2 separate regions of the Homo sapiens genome follow, and region 1 is linked to region 2. Evidence: chromatin contacts called from ENCODE Hi-C or POLR2A ChIA-PET data. All regions are on one chromosome and are shown on one strand. The core of a region is the stretch at or near the end of the contact, and the rest is flanking DNA. Distances in the headings are between cores, read along the strand shown. Region 1 holds the start of LINC02245 (long intergenic non-protein coding RNA 2245). Region 2 has its middle 29 kb from the start of LINC03050.

Region 1 (4,815 bases), core at 416-2,915, 640 kb after region 2:
CTGCTGCTGCCTGGAGAGGCAGGGCTCCCCTACAACATCCAGCCTGCTCTCCTGGTTGACCAGCACTCCCTGGGAAAGGTTAGTGGCATACACACAGCCCTGGGCAGCAAAGTAGAGACTGAATTGAAACAGATACTAACTAAAATAAGACCTGCCCATTATTGTATCGATCTGTGCTTTTCAGCTTTTTAAAAACAATTTCTTCTTCAGATCGACATACAAGTCTCAAAGGTCATCCCTGACCCAAGGTTCTGATACATGAAGAAGCATCTCTCTTGTCTGTGTGTCCCCACTTGCCATGAGTATTTTTTTTTTTTTTGAGATGGAGTCTTGCTCTGTCACCAGGCTGGAGTGCAGTGGTGCGATCTCGGCTCACTGCAATCTCTGCCTCTCAGGTTCAAGCGATTCCCCTGCCTCAGCCTCTCGAGTAGCTGGGACTATAGGCGTGTGCCACCACACCCAGCTAATTTTTGTATTTTTAGTAGAGTCAGGGTTTCACCATGTTGGCCAGGATGATCTCACTCTCTTGACCTCGTGATCCACCCATCTTGGCCTCCCAAAGGGCTGGGATTATAGGCATGAGCCACTGCAACCAGCCAAGAGTATTTTATTGAATTTTACTTTCTATACTTTTGTCAGAAAATAAAAATTTCCAAATATAAAATTGTTATTATTTATAATTATTAATTATATTAAAATTGAATCTTCCTTTTAAAAACACTCATGTTCCTGTGAACCAGCAAGTACATCACTCCCTTGGGCTAGAGCCCCCAGTTGAGACTCGATGAACTCCAGCAGAGACTCTGACGAAGGAGTGACACAGTGTGTTGGGTCAGAGAGAAATGTGAAGCCCAGCAAACATATGTTCAAATCCAGATGCCACCATTCGGTGAACATGCACCCCGAGCAACTTTCCAGGGCTTACTTTCTTTGTCTATAAAATGGGAACAACAGGTACAGTACCATCTAGTCCATGGGGGTCACCAGAAGAAACTAGAAGATGTAACACACAAGGAACATTTAGAAGCAAGCATGTAACAAACACTCAGCAAATGGCGACTACATTATAACTTGTCCAGCCAAATAGATATGACCAGTGGTAACACGGAACTGAGAATTTTCACAATGTACTATTTTTACATCTTAATTTCTTTGGGCTTCTCTGCTTCCTCTTTTTAAAAAAGCTTACCACCCACTTGTTATTCTGGAGGGGGATGAACATAGATAAAAAGAGAGTTTAAGAACTCTTCATGGAAAGATAGCCAAACCACTAAAATACTATTTCAACAGAGGAGGTCACAGAATGGTGGAATGGTAGATCTGTAGGACTAAAGGAGACCTCAGATTTGTCACTCTTATCTGACTCATGAAACTGAGACCCAGAGAGGTGAAAGGGTGTGCTCGGTCCGGTAGCTGTGTTGCAGACTATGTGAATGGCACCTCTTGGTGTCATGCAATGCATAACAACCACCTGTGCAGCCTCATGGCCCTGCACAACCTCCTGACCACAGCGATGGAATAAAGTGGTCCAGTCAGGGGCATTTTCAGCCTCTGGGGATGTTGATATAGTAACTCCTCCTCTTTTCCCATACCCTGAAAAAATGCAGCCCAAGAAGCTGCCGATGCTCTTACAGCTGTGAGGGGAGGGGCTGCCCGAGGAGAGAGGTAACCTAGAGTTGAGAGATGGAGGAAGAGATACAGAATCTGGATGGCTATGCTCTGATCCTGTAATCCGACTATGCCTGAATGTGGATCTACCTTCCAAAGGTAGGGTGCTTTTCGTTTGTTTGAGCCATCTGGTGTCAGATGTTCTGTCACTTACTACCTTGTTATAATTAATAGAGGAGCTCAAAGAGCTATAAATATCTAAGGAGGAAGAGTTCAGGTTGCAAAGCCTTCCTAGACAAGGTTGCTTCAAAGGAAGGTCTGAAAGGAAGAATGGGAGGCAGGCAGGCTGCAAAGGGAGAGAAAATTCAGGGAAGGAGAAGACCAGGAACAGAGGCCTGAGATATGAGAGCCTGGTACTATGGACTGGATGCTTGTGGCTCCCCCCTTCCCCCTAATCGACTTGTTGAAGCCCAGTCCCCATTGTGATGGCATTAGGTGGTGTGGCCTCTGGAAAGTAATTAGGCCATGAGGGTGAATCCCTCATGAATGGGATTAGTGTCTTCATGAAAAGACAGGAGAGAGCTTGCTTTCTATCCTCTCTGCCATGTGAGGACACAACGAGAGAATGGTCATCTGCAAACGAGGAAGAGGTCCCTTACCAGAGCCGACCATGCTGGCGCCCTGATCTGACTTCCCGGCCTCTAGAACAGTGAGAAATAAATCTCTGTTGTCTAAGCCACCCAGTATATAGTCATTTATAACAGCACAGAGTGACTGAGACACCTGGGGTGGGGGTGTTTGGGGAATCATATTTAATTAAGCCTATTTGGTTAGAGTGTTGGATATCCAAAGCAGGTAACGGGGGTTAGGATTAAAGATGTAGGTTCCTACCAGTCTGTGAGTTTGTTCTTTTGTATTTTGGATAATAATTCAGCAAGAGAGGAGGGATGAGAATGAAAGGAGAGAACTGGTTGCGAGACTATTGGTAATTTTTGAAGTATGAGAGTCCATGGCTTCTAAGGTGACCAACTGTTCTGATTTGCCCGGGACTGAGGAATTTCCCAGGATGTGGGACTTTCAGTGCTAAAACTGAACAGTTCCATGCAAATGGGGATGATTGAACACCCTGAAACATCACCCAAACCATAAAGGAAGATATTGATAGATTTCATTCCATAAAAAATAACATGTGAATGAAAAAACAGAAAATAGTCTGAATGCATCTAAACTGTTTTTCTCTAGAAAAAAATTAAAATAAATGACTATCTCTTTGGGACTCAAGCCATTTAGTGACATTGCCCTTCATTTCCTGATTGCCAGTATCCAACCTCCTTGTGCCTGAACCCCATCAGTACTAGGAGCCCTGTCGCCTATGAATTCCCAAGTTCCTACATCTCACTTTAGCCAAAATCATCCATGTTTGCAGCACTCTCTTGCCTGTCATGGCCCTCCAACCTCCTGGAGCCCTCTGACTCCTCCATTGTTGCTCTTTCTTTCTTCTGTCTTCCTTCTCTAGCTAGTCAAGATCACCTAATCAGTCACTTCAAATAACTTGGTCGATATCATACCCTGTGGTCCTCTGCACTTGGCAAAATTCTGGACTCCAGATCAATTCCACGATCTATTCACCTTCTGCACAAAGGATGTGGAAAAACCGCAGATGAATTCTCAACTGCAGACCAATGCTTCTTTATATTCTTCTCTCCCACTTCCCACACAACTTTGAGCCCCTGCTCTACCACTGAACTAGCTGTGTGATTTGGGGCAAGTTGCTTCATCTCTCTGGGTCACTGTTTTCTCACCCAAAAAGTGAGATGTTGTAAGGAATAACTGAGTTAGTACGCATAAAATGCTAAGCACAGGCAATGGCATGTAATAAGCACCTCATAAATGCTGGCTTTTACTGATGCTAGGATTTTGAATGCACACTTAGAGGGGTTAAGTCAGTGTGTCAGGAAGTAGCAGGTCATAGCATTGTGATGTTTGGCAAATAAATGACACAGGACACTAAACTGTGCAAAATTTTACTTTTGCAAAGATTTAATTCCACATTTCACCAAAGATGATGCTTTGGTCATCAGTCAATGATGAAGGCATCATTGACTAATGATCCCTTATGATCATTAGTCATAAGGGAAATGCAAATTAAAACCACAATATACCACTATGCATATGTTACAATGTCTAAAGTTTAAAAGACTGATCATCCCAAATTTTGGCAAGAATGTGAAGAAACTAGAACTCTCATACCCTGCTAGTGGGAATGGAAAACATTTGAAAGAACAGTTTACTGTTTCTTTTTCATTTTTTGGCACTTTCTTAATATGCTAGATAAACATCTACCGTAAGATCCAACTATTCCACTCCTAGGTATTTACCCAAAAGACGAGAAAGCGTAGGTCCACACAAAGATTTGTACACAAATGCTCACAGCAGCATTATCTATAATGGCCCCAAAACTGGAAACAAGCCAACTGTCCCTTAACAGGGACATGGATGGGTAAACAAATTGCATTGTATTCATACAGTGGACATAGTCCTCAATAACAAAAAGGAATGAAGTATTGATACAACACAACATGGATGAATCACAAAATTACATTGAGTGAATGAAGCCAGTAAAAATAGGACATATGGCTTAATTTCATTTATATAAAATTCTAGAAAATGGAAACTCATTTATGGTGACAGTAGGCAGTTCAGTTATTGCCTGGGAAATGAGGAGGGGAAGGTGAAAAAGGGCAGGAGTGAGAAATTACAAATGGGCTTGAGAAAATTTTCTGGGGTGATAGATACGTTATCTTGATTGTGGTGATGGTTTCACTGGTGTATAAATATGTCAAAACATGTTGAATTGCATACTTCAAATATATGTAGTTTGTTGTATGCCAGTTGTACTTCAAGAAAGCTATTACAAAATGACTTTTGCAGATTAAGAGTCTCAGCTCTTAGAGATGTCAGCTGCAAAAAGGGAACCCAGTTGACTTGGATAGGAAATGCATGTCACCATATTGCTTAGACACCACCAAACTAGTGAAATAGCTTAAAGGGATCTGATATGAATAAATGTATAATTACTGTTTGGAAGATATTTGTTGTAGTTTATTATTTTATAGTTGCATCCAGAATAAGAAACCATGAAGACACATATAAATATTTTCCAGTGCTAAAATATTTGCCTCTTGAGCAGGGTTGAGTGGATTATTA
Region 2 (5,075 bases), core at 1,288-3,787:
CACCTATGTAACCTTACAGTAAATTCTCTTTTCTGTTTAACCTGCTTTAAGGAGGGCTCTGTTATTTTCAACCATTCAACTATTCAACCATTCAACTATTAAGACAAACCACATCTAGAGCATTTGGAGAGGGAACCGTGATGATGAGAGGAGCCCTGAAAGCAGTCCTAATGCAATCAGTACATTGAATAAGCAAGACACCTGATTATAGTGACCAAAACAGCTCATTTGCTCTATCTCTCAACCCTTTCATTTTTACTTACAAAGATATCAGCCTGTTCCTCAGAGGAAAATGTCATCAGTTTTTTTGTTTTTTTGTTTTTTTTTGCCCACTTCTAGGTCAGAGACAATTCTTACGTCACTGTAAATCCCAAACACAGTCTTGACTTCAAAATAAGGATGTCCTGTCAATATAATATTTGGCACACACTTTTTTTGTTTTGTTTTGTTTTTGTTTTTTTTGAGACGAAGTCTCACTCTGTCGCCCAAGCTGGCTGCTCCATGTCTTTCCTGTGGAAACCACTTTTTGAAATTCCCCCAGCGGTCTCAAGCCTGGAGTTAGAATGAGCACTTCCCACTCCTCCCTGAAAAGGGAAGTTGGGGGCCCAAGAGCACAGCAACAACTCTCTCCAAAGAAACCTCTTCACCAAGGCTTGTTCTTTTTCTTTCTCTCATCTCTGTTTTTAAGGATGTCCAAAAGTCAGGGAGCAGTTCCCCAGAGATTTCCCTTGAGAGTCTGCAAGTGAGGAATTGTTTTCCACACACTTTGCCAGGAAAAGTCCCATTCTAACACCTCTCACATTAGTATATAAAAAGACTTACTGCGGGAAAAAGTGTGCATCACAAATGAGCAAAGTCATGGAGTATCCGCAAGTCATGTGGGGAAGATGGACTCTCAGGGTTAAGAAAAGAATAGAAAGTTCAATACTCACTATGCACCATACGCAGAAAATTTAATCCCAGTTATTTTAGGCCATAAAATATAAAAAAGAAGTAGTTTTAAAACTAGAAATGTTGTAAGTGTGTATTTCACTGGTTTTGTAATAATATAGAACTTTCTAAGCCTCAAGACAATGGGGAGAAAAGCACAGAAGAAAAGCTAATAGTTTAACATTTCTTTTTAACTAGAACACTTAGTAGACATTGAGAACCTGCTGCTATATTGAAACTCAGAAAATCCTCTCCTAGGATCAGAGGCATAAAGATGCCAAGAAGTCAACCAAAGTTGTATGACAGACCAAGAAACGTCTGTTTCAGACATTTGGAATCCTATAAGATTCCATAAGTTACTTTCAATTGAACCAAATATAACATGTCCTAAACTTCACAGTGAGACTGCTGTTTCACATGACAGCCATATTCCAGATTAATGCAACCTGACAGCATGCTCTATTTTTCTTTTTCTTTTTCTTTTTCTTTTCTGAGACAGAGTTTTTAGCTCTTGTTGCCCAGGCTGGAGTGCAATGGCACGATCTCGGCTCACTACAACCTCTGCCTCCCGGGTTCAAGCGATTGTCCTGCCTCAGCCTCCTGAGTAGCTGGGATTATGGGCACCCACCACCACGCCCAACTAATTTTTGTATTTTTAGTAGAGACGGGGTTTAACCACATTGGCCAGGCTGGTCTCGAACTCCTGACCTCAGGTGATCCTCCCGCCCCGGCCTCCCAAAGTGCTGGGATTACAGGCGTGAGCCACCGGGCGCCTGGTCCCATGCTCTATTTTTCATTCATTCATTTCACAAAAGCTATTATGAGCCCAGACTGTGCAGCACTGTTCCAGGCTCTTGGCATCCAAAAGCTAACCAGACCGTGCTCCCTCCCTCATGTATTTTACCTTCTTTGGAGGCAGAGGGACAATAAATAAGTGCAGAAGTTAACAAACTTTTTCATATTGTGAGAAATGGCAACATAATATGAGCTCATATTTTTACAATCCAGAGTTGCTTTCATTAAGAATCTGTGCTTCTCAACCTTGGGTACACTTTGGACTAATGTAGAAAGCCCTTTTAAATACTGATGACTGGTTCCCATTCCCAGAGATTCTGGCATAATTGGCTAGGTAAAGCCTAGGCATTGGCCTTTTTTTTTTTTTTTTTTTTTTTTTTTTTTTTTTTTTTTTTGAGACAGCGTCTCCCTCTGTCACCCAGGCTGGAGTGCAGTGGCGCGATCCTGGCTCACTGCAACCTCCGCCTCCCTGGTTCAAGTGATTCTCCTGCCTCAGCCTCCCGAGCAGCTGGGATTACAGGCGCACGCCCGGCTAATTTTCTTTTTGTTTTTTGTTTGTTTTTTTTTAGTAGAGATGGGGTTTCACTGTGTTGCCCAGGCTAGTCTCGATCTCCTGAGCTCAGGCAATCCATCCGCCTCGGCCTCCCAAAGTGCTAGGATTACAGGCTTGAGCCACCGCGCAAGGCCTTTTGTTTTTTGTTTTGTTTTGTTTTTCCCATCCCCTCAAGTGATTCTAATGTACGGCCAGAAGAGAACTGAAAAGGGTATATAAAAGAAACTACCACTAGATGTCACTGTCCCCAAAGGTTTGAAGAGAAACAGTCCTCAAGTAGTCAATGGCTAAGTTCCCGCTAGATAAACAGACTTGATTTTGCCATATTTTGGATCCAAGCAAATGTCCAATACAAATATATATATATGTTCCTCAATTTATCTTTGGCCTGAATGAAGCAAGTCATACAAAACCCAAATGTGGCCGGGCGTGGTGGCTCACGCCTGTAATCCCAGCACTTTGGGAGGCCGAGGCGGGCGGATCACGAGGTCAGAAGATCCAGACCATCCTGGCTAACACGGTGAAACCCCGTCTCTACTAAAAATACAAAAAATTAGCCGGGCGTGGTGGCGGACGCGTGTAGTCCCAGCTACTCGGGAGGCTGAGGCAGGAGAATGGCATGAACCCGGGAGGCGGAGCTTGCAGTGAGCCAAGATCGCGCCACTGCACTCCAGCCTGGGCGACAGAGCAAGACTCCATCTCAAAAAGAAAAAAAAAAAAAAACCAAATGTATTAGTTTGCTGGGGCTGCCATAACAAACTTGGGGGCTTAACAGAAGCCCAAAGTGTTTTGTTGGAGAGTTATTTTCTCTTGAGGCCTCTCTTCTTGGTTTGCAAATGGCCATCTTTTTCTTTTCTCTTTTTTTTTTTTTTTTTTTTTTTTGAGACAGTGTCTTCTCTGTTGCCCAGACTGGAGTGCAGTGGCTGGATCTCAGCTCACTGCAACCTCCACCTCCTGGATTCAAGCAATTCTCCTACCTCAGCCTCCCGAGTAGCTGAGATTACAGGTGCACGCCACCATGCCTGGCTAATTTTTTGTATTGTTTTGTAGAGACAGGGTTTCACCACATTGCACAGGCTGGTCTTGAACTCCTGGGCTCAAGCAATCCTCTCACCTCGGCCTCTCAAAGTGCTGGGATTTCAGGTGTAAGCCACCATGCCCAGTCTTGCAGATAGCCACCTTTCCACTGTGTCCTCACATGGCTGTCCTTCAGCCCGTGTTGGCTGGGTCCTAATCCCCACTTCTTATAAAGATACCAGTAATACTGAATTAGGGCCCACCCTAAAGACTGTTTTAACTTAATGACTTCTTTAAAGGCCCTATCTCCAAATACAATCTACAGTCACATTCTGAAGTTCTGGGCCATTAAGGGCTTCAACATATGAATTTGCGGGGCGGGGCTGGGGGGAGGGCAGATACATTTTTCAAGAAATCACCAAGAAATCAAAAGCAAAACCAATCTACTTGATGAGTGGCAAATGAGTAGTTTCCCAGCCATCCACAATTCTAAAGATCTCTCACATAATAACTATGGAGCAAATTGGTTGCTTTAAAAAACAAAAAAGACTTTTAAAAATTATTTTTATTCTTTATTTCTTTAGTTTTTTTTAGCCAGGACATGTTCTTATATGAATTTTTTTTTTTTGCAAAAATCGTACTTCTTGGCCAGGCACGGTGCCTCACACCTGTAATCCTAGCACTTTGGGAGGCCAAGGCAGGCGGATCACCTGAGGTCAGGAGTTCGAGACCAGCCTGACCAACATGAAGAAACCTCGTCTCTATTAAAAATACAAAAATTAGCCGGGCGTGGTGGCGGGTGCCTGTAATCCTAGCTACTCAGGAGGCTGAGACAGGACAATCGCTTGAACCCAGGAGGCAGAGGTTGCAGTGAGCCAAGATCGCACCACTTTGCACACCAGCCTGGGTAAGAGAGTGAGACTCTGTCTCCAAAAAAAAAAAAAAAAAAAAAAAAGGCCTAATCCAAATAGGAAAAGAGGAAGAAAAACTCTCTCTCTTTGCAGACAATATGATTTTTTTCTTTTCTTTTCTTTTCTTTGCTTTTTTTAAGAGACAGAGTTTTACTTTTGTTGCCCAGGCTGTGCAATGGTGTGATCTCGGCTCACCGCAACCTCCGCCTCCCGGGTTCAAGCAATTCTCCTGCCTCGGCCTCCCAAGTAGCTGGGATTATAGGTGAGCACCGCCACGCCCGGCTAATATTTTTCTATTTTTAGTAGAGATGGAGTTTCACCATGTTGGCCAGGCTGGTCTTGAACTGCTAACCTTAGGTGATCCACCTGCCTCAGCCTTCCAAAGTGCTGGGATTACAGGCATGAGCCACTGCACCTGGCCCAGACAATTCGATTCTATACCTTGAAAACCCCATAGTCTCTGCCCAAAGGTTCATTGATCTGATAAACAATTTCAGCAAAGTTTCAGGATACAAAATTAATGTACAAAAATCAGTAGCACTTCTATACACCAATAGCATCCAAGCTGAGAGCCAAATCAAGACTGCAATCCCATTCACAATAGCCACACACAAAAATAAGGTACCTAGGAATATAGCTAACCAGAGAGGTGAGAGATCTCTACAGGGAGAATTATAAAACACTGCTGAAAAAACTCAGAGATAACACAAACAAATGGAAAAACATTCCATGTTCATGAATAGGAAGAATCAATATTGTTAAAATAGACATACTGTCCAAAGCTATCTACAGATTCAATGATATTCCTATCAAACTACCAATGACATTTTTCACAGAATTAGAAAAAGAAACATTCTAAAATTCATTTG

The links. Hi-C counts contacts between places; a loop is a spot of excess contacts on that map. ChIA-PET counts read pairs that join two places held with the same protein, here RNA polymerase II (POLR2A). Pooled maps may share reads with other maps.
Region 1: a loop to region 2 is called in a map of IMR-90, with 4 times the contacts of the local background. The contact joins the promoter of LINC02245 here to the enhancer-like site in region 2. A Hi-C loop is called at or near these places in 2 of 168 maps with a recorded cell type or tissue (IMR-90 and heart left ventricle), 1 of 37 single-sample maps with no recorded cell type and 5 of 50 pooled maps. POLR2A ChIA-PET finds 5 or more read pairs at or near these places in 1 of 52 experiments (BJ).

The regions. Positions count from the first base shown.
Region 1 is chr2:64,929,297-64,934,111 of GRCh38, reverse strand. It overlaps LINC02245 (long intergenic non-protein coding RNA 2245), which reads left to right and starts at 1,665. Exons shown (of 3, transcript NR_036586.1): 1 at 1,665-1,767. RefSeq lists enhancers at 851-1,000, 1,041-1,110, 1,151-1,290.
Region 2 is chr2:65,570,758-65,575,832 of GRCh38, reverse strand. No RefSeq gene overlaps it. Among named protein-coding and RNA genes, the nearest start is that of LINC03050, 29 kb to the left of the region's middle. Within about 2 kb of position 2,537, at least 2 of the 41 ENCODE cell types and tissues checked have a DNase peak (open chromatin) inside an H3K27ac peak, as active enhancers do.